Regions from separate parts of the Homo sapiens genome. Here region 2 is linked to region 1. A link is a contact called in ENCODE Hi-C or POLR2A ChIA-PET data. All regions are on one chromosome and are shown on one strand. Each heading gives the region's core, a stretch centred on a gene start or an enhancer-like site at or near the end of the contact. The rest is flanking DNA. Distances are from core to core; before and after follow the strand shown. Region 1 overlaps GALM (galactose mutarotase). Region 2 overlaps GALM (galactose mutarotase).

What was found. Hi-C counts contacts between places; a loop is a spot of excess contacts on that map. ChIA-PET counts read pairs that join two places held with the same protein, here RNA polymerase II (POLR2A). Pooled maps may share reads with other maps.
Region 2: a loop to region 1 is called in a map of CD4-positive, alpha-beta T cell, with 5 times the contacts of the local background. The contact joins two enhancer-like sites. A Hi-C loop is called at or near these places in 16 of 168 maps with a recorded cell type or tissue (CD4-positive, alpha-beta T cell, CD4-positive, alpha-beta memory T cell, CD8-positive, alpha-beta T cell and 10 more), 1 of 37 single-sample maps with no recorded cell type and 15 of 50 pooled maps. POLR2A ChIA-PET finds 5 or more read pairs at or near these places in 23 of 52 experiments (A673, AG04450, CD4-positive, alpha-beta T cell and 17 more).

Annotation. Positions count from the first base shown.
Region 1 is chr2:38,720,090-38,724,975 of GRCh38, forward strand. The region is part of intron 4 of GALM (galactose mutarotase); the gene reads left to right. The region is part of intron 1 of LOC124905993 (a long non-coding RNA gene); the gene reads right to left. Among named protein-coding and RNA genes, the nearest start is that of SRSF7, 29 kb to the right of the region's middle. RefSeq lists a silencer at 2,135-2,194 and an enhancer at 2,985-3,034. Within about 2 kb of position 2,798, at least 9 of the 41 ENCODE cell types and tissues checked have a DNase peak (open chromatin) inside an H3K27ac peak, as active enhancers do; they include CD4-positive, alpha-beta T cell and CD8-positive, alpha-beta T cell, where a contact is called at or near this core.
Region 2 is chr2:38,680,171-38,685,056 of GRCh38, forward strand. It overlaps GALM (galactose mutarotase), which reads left to right. Exons shown (of 7, transcript NM_138801.3): 3 at 1,110-1,316. LOC124905993 (a long non-coding RNA gene) reads right to left here. Exons shown (of 3, transcript XR_007086292.1): 3 at 3,713-4,886. Among named protein-coding and RNA genes, the nearest start is that of GALM, 16 kb to the left of the region's middle. Within about 2 kb of position 2,666, at least 3 of the 41 ENCODE cell types and tissues checked have a DNase peak (open chromatin) inside an H3K27ac peak, as active enhancers do; they include CD4-positive, alpha-beta T cell and CD8-positive, alpha-beta T cell, where a contact is called at or near this core.

The DNA.
Region 1 (4,886 bases), core at 1,548-4,047:
TAGTCCTAGCTACTCGGGAGGCTGTAGTGGGAGGATCACCTGAGCCCAGGGAGGTCAAGCCTTCATTGAGCTGTGATCATGCCACCGCACTCCGCCTAGGTGACAGAGTGAGACCTTGTCTCTAAATAAATAAACAAATTTTTATTGTTTTAATCTGTCTCTTCCACCAGATTCTAGGCTTTCTGAGGTCAGTTTAATGCCTGGCACATAGAAAATGCTCAAAAATTGGTAAACTAACAAATTTGTGTTTGTTTTTTCCCCATCCAAAAGTAATTGCAAGGATTAATGTTCTTAAGGTATAATCACGTGAAGGCACTTCTATGTTAAAAAAAAAAAAAAAAAAAAAAAAAGGCTGTGGGTGGGGGCAAGGAGGAGCCAGGGAGGAAAATTAGTCTCCTGTCAGAATTTGTGAAGTCAGTGCTAGGAGGTGAAAACATCACCTCTTAGATGCTAGCAGTATACTAGCAATCTATTGCTATACAACAAATTACTCCAGCACTTCGTTTATTATCTCTAATTGTTTCTATTGGCGGGGAATTTAGACAGGGCACATCTTGTCTCTGCACATGATGTCTAGGGCCTCAGCTTAAAAGATTAGAACAGGGCTGGAATCATCAGAAGGCTTGTTCACTCACATGTCTGGCAGTTGATGTTGGCTGTTGGCTGGAGGCCTTGCTGGGGCTGTCAGCCAGAACAGCCCACACACAGCCTCTCCACGTGACTTGAGCTTCCTTACAGTATGGTGGCAGGGCTCCAAGGGCAAATGTCTTGAGAGAGAGAGAGAGGGCGAGGCTGGAGCCTTTTACATAACCTGGCTGCAGAAATCACACAGCATTACTTGGCCACATTCTTTTGGTTAAGGTGGTTAAAAAGGTCCATCCAAGTTCAAAAGAGGAAACACAGACTCCACGGCTCAGTGAAGAAGTATCAACATCACATTGTAAGGAGAGCATGTGGATGGGATCTAGACTACTGTGGCCATCTTTGAAGAATGCAATCTGCCACAAGCAGTCATGGGGAAAAGGCCAAATTCCTCATAATAGAATGTGGGTGTGAATCTCTTATGTAAGACAAGAGATATGAATCAAGGCAGATGGATTTTGTGAAGGCAGTGAGTTTTTCCTTCACTTTCAGAGTGCAGGTAATTATAACTCTGTCAAGAATGCAAATAGAAAGAGGAAGGTTTAATATTTTGTGACAGAGATCTGGAATGTTATAAAGTCCTATTTCCAGTGATCAGATCTACTTCATCTTCTTGCAAAAATGAGGCAGTTGTAGTGGCTAGAGTAACACCCTCATGAACTCTCTTTGTTAAGTCATCCCCCGTCCCAGTCACTTCCACCTCTTCCTGGCTTACTGTCACTCTAACATCACTCTTGTCATAATCCTTGATTATTTTCTTATCCATGTTGGTGATACCCTGACCACTCTGCTTCTTTTTTGAGACGAGCTCTCACTCTGTCACCCAGGCTGGAGTGCAGTGGCATGATCATGGCTCCCTGCAGCCTTGACCTCCCAGGCTCAAGTGATCTTCCCACCTCAGCCTCCCTAGTAGCTGGGATCACAGGTGTGCACCATACCACACCTGGCTAATTTTTTAATTTTTTGTAGAGACGGGATCTCACCAGGTTGCCCAGGTTGGTCTTGAACTCCTGGGCTCAAGGGATCTGCCCTCCTTGGCCTCCCAAAGTGCTGGGATTACAGGCGTGAGCCACCGCGCCTGGTCCACTCAGCTTGAGATCCACTCATCCAATGATCTTGTCCTTCACCCTTCTCAGCTGCTCACTTCTTTGACTTTGTCATGACCTGTCTTTGCAACCTTCCATGATCGCTATTCTAGATGTCTTTCAGCTCCAATAATTCTTCAGCACCACAAGAACATACAGTTCTTTGGTATAACTACTACCTTTTCACTGTCCCTCCCCAACTATGCCTTCCCTTCCCCCCCCCACCCCCCCCCCCCACCTAGAACAGAAGCGCATCATGCGGGCCGGGTGAGGCGGCTCATGCCTGTAATCCCAGCACTTTGGGAGGCGGAGGCAGCTGGATCACTTGAGGTCAGGAGTTCGAGACCAGCCTGGCCAACATGGTGAAACCCTGTCTCTACTAAGAAGTCCGTCATGAGAATCACCCCTTTGCACACACTCAACTCTCTTGCCCCCTCCCTCCTTCTTGTGTGCTCCTAATAAACCCAACCCTGATTAACCCCACCCCCTACACCCTCCACAGCTGTCATCATGCAGTTTCTGGTCTCTGTATTTATGAAAACAACCTCTAGTGGGCCCTTGATGCTGTCTGCAGTCAGACATTCTCTGAAATAGGGCATGGGCTGCTCCTCTGGCCCAGAGCTGTAACCCTAGATTGTTGGGTCAGAGCCCCTCATCTGCCAGGCACTGCTGCCCAGACCTTAATACACACCCATCTGGCCTCCAGGAGAATAAGAAATCCTCTTCAGAAACTGCTTCTCCCTGCCGACACCCCTGGCTTTCTGGTGGCTTCAGAACTAAAGTTGGAGGATGTGACATTCTGTCTGAGGGTACCCCTTCCATTTCCGCTTCTTTTTCCTGAACACTCAGCATTGCTGAGAGCTATTTTGACAGCTCCTTCTATTCTTAGCACCAAAGCACAAAGTCATATATGCAGATAAACCAAGGCTAGAAAAACTGCATGTTCATTTTCTAAATTCTTAGTGAGAAAAATCAAGAGCAACTGTCGGGGTTGGGGGCGTAAGGGGCTGTGACCAAGTCGGACACTCCAGAGGGAGGTGGAAAGTGCCTGAGTGGAGATTCTGACACTATGCAGATGTGTCACCTCGGGCAAGTCCCTTCAGTTGCCGGGGGCTCAAACTCACCATCTGCAAAGTAAGGGGACGGGATGAGGGAATTCCTAAGCCCCTTTCTAGATCTTTCATTCTTCGTCACCAGATGCTACAATATACACAGTTGCCTCTGGGTTTTTTTCTGCCTCTCCTGCCTTCATTCATCAGTTTTTCAATCAACGAAAGGCTCTGCTTCATGCCCAGAGGGTACAGAGATAAATAGGGCACAATTCTTGCCCTTTAGGACCTCACTTTCCTTATAGACACATCACTTGATATATGTGAAAGTTGGTTATACAAACTGGGTCATTGTCATACCCAACTAACTCAGAGTTGAGAGGCCGGGGGAAAAGAGCAGTTAGGGTACATAGCACCTGCTCCAAGAATTGATTTTTCTGCAAAGCTGAAACAGCCTGCTATAACCCTGAGACCAGTTTCACCCTAGTAATCGCTAAAATGACCTGCTGTGACTCTAACACTAGTTTCACCTGCTGCTGTCACTCACGAGTCAGAGCCTGCCAGCTCCCAGAAGTTTCTTTAGTGCCAATGAGCGTTCTTTCAGAACAGTATGTAACATTTCTCTTTCTAATAAAACTCCCGGCCAGGTGCAGCAACTCACGCCTGTAATCGTAGCACTTTGGGAAGCTGAGGCAGGAGGATCACTTGAAGCCAGGAGTTCAAGACCACCCTGGGCAACATAGTGAGACCTCATCTCTACAAAAAAATTTAAAAATTATAGCTGGTGTGGTGATGTACTGCAGTAGTCACAGCTACTCGGGAGGCTGAGGCAGGAGAATCCCTTGAGCCCAGGAGTTTGAGGCTGCAGTAAGCTATGATCAAACCACTGCACTCCAGCCTGGGTGAGAGAGCAAGACACTGACTCAAAAAAACAAACAAAAAAAAAAGCAAAAACAAAAAATATGTATATCTAATAAAACTCCCAACCTTCTCTTTGTTTTCCAGACATGCTGAGGACCACCTAGGCTGTGTGTGCACTCTGAATTGCAATTCTGTGATTCTCTCTTTTTTTGAGACTCAGTCTCACTATGTTGCCCAGGCTGGAGTGCAGTGGCACAATCTCAGCTCACTGCAAGCTCCACCTCCTGGTTCAAGCAATTCTTCTGCCTCAGCCTCCAGAGTAGCTGGGACTACAGGCACACACCACCATGCCCAGCTAATTTTTGTATTTTTAGTAAAGACAGGGTTTCACCATGTTGGCCAGACTGGTCTTGAACTCCTGGCCTCAAGTGATCTGTCCATCTCGGCCTCCCAAAGTGCTGGGATTACAGACATGAGCCACCATGCCTGGCCAATTCTGTGATTCTCAAATAAAACATTGAGAGATTCATCTCTATATTTTATTTGACTTTGACAAATCCTGTAATTATGTCATAATATGATGAACGTTTTGAGAAAAGTCTATTCTAAGTATAATGAGAACAAAGAAAAAAAAGATTGGTCCTGGCTATAGAGGTTAGAATATTTCACAAGAAGAAATTATGTTAGAGAATATTCTTGAACGATCAATTGGACTTTGCCAGACTGTGGTGGGCATAGGGGACCCAGAAGGAACATTCATTCTAGTTATGAGAAAGGGCCCAGAGACATGGCGAATCTGGGGGACAAATTCCACATTTTCCATATACTTGATCATTAAGCACATGACCAAGTGTGTCAGTGCATGAGGATGGACAAGATAGATTGGAGCCTTCACTGTTTTTTTCTTCTCATTTACCAAAAATTTCATCATTTTAGAATTGTCCCAGTTTTCTAATTTTAAGTCAGGGCTTCTTTGTCATGCTTAAAGTCTTACCCTCTGTGCCCTCTGCTCTGTGTTCTATATGGTAGCCTGAAATTTGGCCCTGTTATATATATTTATTTATGCCAGACTCCTGAAGGTGTTCAAGCATACCATTTATCAAATATTTCCATGTAATGTGGCAGCTAATAACAGCTTCGTTTTACAGAGGGAAGAGCTGAAGCAAACACTGATTTGTAGATTGCTTGGTAACAGGAAAGAGACCTGATGTATGCCCTCTGTCTTTCCTTCACAAAAATTTTGTAGCTT
Region 2 (4,886 bases), core at 1,416-3,915, 40 kb before region 1:
ACCATACCTCGCTAATTTTTTTAAACTTTTTCATAGAGATGACATCTCACTATGTTGCCCAGGCTGGTCTTGAATTCCTGAGCTCAAGCGATCCTCCTGCCTCAGCCTCCCAAAGTGTTGGGATTACAGGCATGAGCTATTGCACCTGACCACAAAAAAAAACTTTAAAAATAAACTCTTCTTCATACTTTTTTTTGCCAGTCTTAGAATCATATTTTCTGGAACAAGAAGAAACTTCGAGATAATTTCTTCAACCCCTTTATTTTATGAAAGAGATTAATGCCTAGAGTCACACAATGAGCTAGGGACAAATGAGGCCCCTCAAATCAGGACTCTTGACTTGTAGGCTACAACTCTTCTTAATGGCACAAATGCCTTATTTGTTTTGAACTCTGCCTAGGGAACACAGAGAGCCTTGTAGGGATTTTAATAAATATTTGTATATATACCCCTAGGAGACAGGGGCTGATTTATTAAAGTTTTTTTTAATACTCTCAGCAGATATTGCTATATGGCGTTTAGCAGAGTGGGGCTACAAGATTAAAAAAAAAAATCAAAGAAAAATCATCAAAGAAGAGGAGAGGAAAATATTGTAGACACACATCGTACAAAGTTAGAGAAAAGAGAATGGGGAGTGTGAGAAGGTAGAGAAAAACAAACATTTGTAATAATTAAAATCCAGGGACCAGGTGCGGTGGCTCATGCCTGTAATCTCAGCACCTTGGGAGGCCGAGGCAGGTGGATCACTTGAGGTCAGGAGTTCGAGACCAGCCTGGTCATCATGGCAAAACCCCGTCTCTACGAAAAATGCAAAAATTAGCCAGGTACAGTGGCTCATGCCTGTAATCATACTCGGGAGGCTGAGGCTTGAGAATTGCTTGAACCTGGGAGGTGGAGGTTGCAGAGCCAAGACTGTATCACTGCACTGCAGCCTGGACAACATAGTGAGACCCTGTCTCAAAAAAAAAAAAAATCCAGGCTATCATTAAAAAGTCTTAATTGATTGTATAACCATTTTCCTTGTGAAATCAGTTGTCTTTAAATATTGAAATATGGCATTTAGCTTGAGGATGGAGCAACTACACAACTTTGAAAACACTTTTTTCCAGGTGCTCTGGACCCCTCGGGTGCTGTCAAATGGCGTCCAGTTCTCGCGCATCAGTCCAGATGGTGAAGAAGGCTACCCCGGAGAGTTAAAAGTCTGGGTGACATACACCCTGGATGGCGGAGAGCTCATAGTCAACTACAGAGCACAAGCCAGTCAGGCCACACCAGTCAACCTGACCAACCATTCTTACTTCAACCTGGCAGGCCAGGTAAGTGAACTTGTTTCTTCTTTCCTGCTTCGTGCTTTGTGGAATGTCCTGGGCTGTGGCTAGAGAGATCAGAGTAGTGTGGAATTGCTGTGGCAGTGAGGTCACCCTCATGATGATGAAAAGGGCCCAGCAGAGGGCTTATAGTAGGTGCTCAATAATTGAAAATTATAGAGAAAGACAGAATGATTACATTGTACTGCCAAGAGAAGTACCTGTTTCCCGTTTGCTTCAGACAAGTAACTAGCTGTTTCAAGAACTCCCTCTCAGAATCTAATTGTAACATGTGCTTATATTTGCTTCCCTTATTCCACGTCTACTCCCTGCAAATTTGTTCCAATTAAGGTGCCTTCCACCCTTGGAGCTTTGGAAATGGGCATGGTCCAGCTCCTTTAGATATGCTGCCAATATGTGTGTGCTTCCCCTGTGAGCCTGCCAGCTCCTCCCAGGGGTTTGGGTGGGCCAGTCCTGCCCTGCGCAGTACCGTGGAAAGAGCACTGGACTTGGATTTAGAAGACCTGGTTTTTTTAGCTTAATAAAGGCATATTCTCAATTTCATAGTAATAACACTACCTACTATTTGTCAGCTGCTGTTAGAAGCCCTTTATGAAGTTGTTGGTTAAGACACTAAAATCAACCCAGCAGAGGGATAAACCCCAGTGGGGGACCACTTGAACTGCCCACATAAGAGTGGTGTAGAGCTGCTGACAACCCCCCTTAAGTGATCCCTTCTGAACTACCTCATTCCCTCCTAAAGGTAACAGTTTAGCTCATTGAGGAGGATATCATATCAGACAGAATAAAAAGCTTAGCTAAACTCTGTAGATTATATCTATTACTTCCTCTTTATCTGAAGAACTCATCATTGTCTACTATACTTGACTCACTTTGGCCTGATTTTCTACCGCAAGATGGTGTTCACAGTCAGCTAGTAATATCTCACCTTTTTATACTGTTTCAGGAGTTTGCTGATGATCTGCTGGATTCTGTTTTCTAGAATTTTCCCAAATTGCAGAGTTAATTGGTTCTTGTAAAATTTCCAAAGTTCTCCCTTTAAAAAAGTTGACCCTTCACTTGCGGGTTCCTTATCCTCAGGAACTTTCACCATCCTTCTTGAAATCTTAAAAACAAGGCCAGGTGCTGTGGCTCATGCCTGTAATCCCGGCACTTTGGGAGGCCGAGATGAGTGAATCACCTGAGGTTAGGAGTTTGAGACCAGCCTGACCAACATAGTGAAACCCCGTCTCTACTAAAAATACAACATAAGCTGGGCATGGTAGCGTGGGCCTGTAATCCCAGCTATTCGGGAGGCTGAGACAGGAGAATCACTTGAACCTGGAAGGCGGAGGTTGCAGTGAGCTGAGACTGCGCCATTGCACTCCAGCCTGAGCAACAAGAGTGAAACTCCGTCTTTAAAAAAAAAAAAAAAATCTTAAAAACGAAACAAAAGACAAAAACAAAACAAAAACCCTCAGACCTAAGAGGATCTACTTCTTAAAATAAGTTCAGAAACAAACGACAGAAATAGAAGAAAGTATTGTTTTATGTAGGTAAAAAACTCGGTGATAATTCTGTTTTTTACATTTTTTGCATACTTAGGACATCCTATTTAATAATAGGGAGGGGAGATCTAAAGGAATAGATTAGAAATAAAAAGAGAAATTATGCATGCAGTATTCCATCTGCCAGTGTGTTCCAATGAAGGAGACAATATGGGAATGTTAGGTTTACTAAGGCTTTTTACGACTCTTCCAATCCTGCAGGGACTTGGAGTGACGGGTATTTCTGAATCTCTTTTCAGAGGCTGAATAGTTTCCTAGATCATAGACCCCACCCAAAAGCGCGGTCAATGAACTTCCTTCCGTATACCACAGATTGAATATCCCTTATCCAAAATACTTGAGGCCAGAAATGTTTTGGATTTTGGAGATTTTCAGATTTTGGAATATTTGCGTTATATATACTTATTTGTTCAGCATTCCTAATCTGAAAACTCGAAATCTGGAATGCTCCAGTGACTACTTCTGAGCGTCATGTTGGCACTCAAAAAGCTCAGATTTTGGAGCATTTCAGATTTTAGATTGTCCTCTTTTTTTTTTTGAGGTGGAGTTTCACTCTTGTTGCCCAGGCTGGAATGCAGTGGCACGATCTCGGCTCACTGCAACCTCCACCTTCTGGGTTCAAGCAATTCTCCTGCCTCAGCTTCCCTAGTAGCTGGGATTACAGGCGCCCACGACCACGCCCAGCTAATTTTTGTATTTTTGGTAGAGATGGGGTTTCACCATGTTGCCCAAGCTGGTCTCGAACTCCTGACCTCGGGTGATCCACCCGCTTCAGCCTCCCAAAGTGCTAGGATTACAGGCGTGAGCCACCGCACCTGGCCCCAGATTTTAGATTTTCAGATTAGGGATTTTCAACCTCTATCTTAGTAAGCGTAGCTTGAATCCACAGCCACTAACTTCAGGTTTGAAGGTGGATGGGGGCACCAGCCTTCCAAGGCACTCCGGTAGGAGTGGATGATCACCAAGCCAGACCTGGAGTCAAGGGCCTCTGCATCTTCAGAATATCTCTTGCCATACCTTGAGAAGCATTATCATATATCTCAAACCCTCCCCAGGCACATAGCTCAAAACCTGATATTTAAATTAGTCAGCTCATCTTATATATTTTTGTTTGTTTTTTAAATTTAATAAGTGGTATTTTTGTTCTATTTGGGCCCAAGTATTGCTCATCACTTCTAAGTTTGAGGGTTGGAGACCTGGGGAGGAGGGGAGAACTGGCTTTGTCAAAGAATATAAAAGGTATGTAGGTTGCAGGTCGTTTTTTGTTTTATTTTATTTTTCTGTTCCTTCCTGTGCCTAACACAAAACTGGGATAACTTTTTTTTTATTGAAACTTTACCTAAAGACCTGGGTGTGGTGGCTCATGCCTGTAATCCCAGCACTTTGGAAGGCCAAGGTGGGAGCATCACTGGAGCCCAGGAGTTCAAGACCAGACCGGGCAACATAGAGAGATCCCCCATCTCTAAAAACAAACAAACAGGCTGGGTGCGGCAGCTCACGCCTGTAATCCCAGCACTTGGGAGGCCAAGGTGGGCAGATCACTTGAGGTCAGGAGTTCAAGACCAACCTGCCCAACATGGTAAAAACCCGTCTCCACTAAAAATACAAAAAATTAGCTGGGCGTTGTGGTAGATGCCTGCAATCCCAGCTAATCAGGAGGCCGAGGCATGAGAATTGCTTGAACCCAGGAGACGGAGGTTGCAGTGAGCCAAGATTGCGCCACTGGACTCCATCTTGGATGACACAGTGAGACTGTGTTTTTATAAACAATAAAAACAAACAAACAAAAAAACAACAGAAACTTTACCGAAAGAGTTATGAAAGCAGGTCTGGGGGAATTCGAGATGAAAAGCAATAGCATGTGGTACATGACAGGTAGACATGTCATTAAGGACCCAGGTTCTTCCAGTTTTCCATCTGCTTCCTCAGTATTTTGGCTTTTGTCTTCAGGCTTGTCCCCTCATGGCCACAGCTCCAGGAATCACCTCCTCATATAGTCACATCCAGAGAC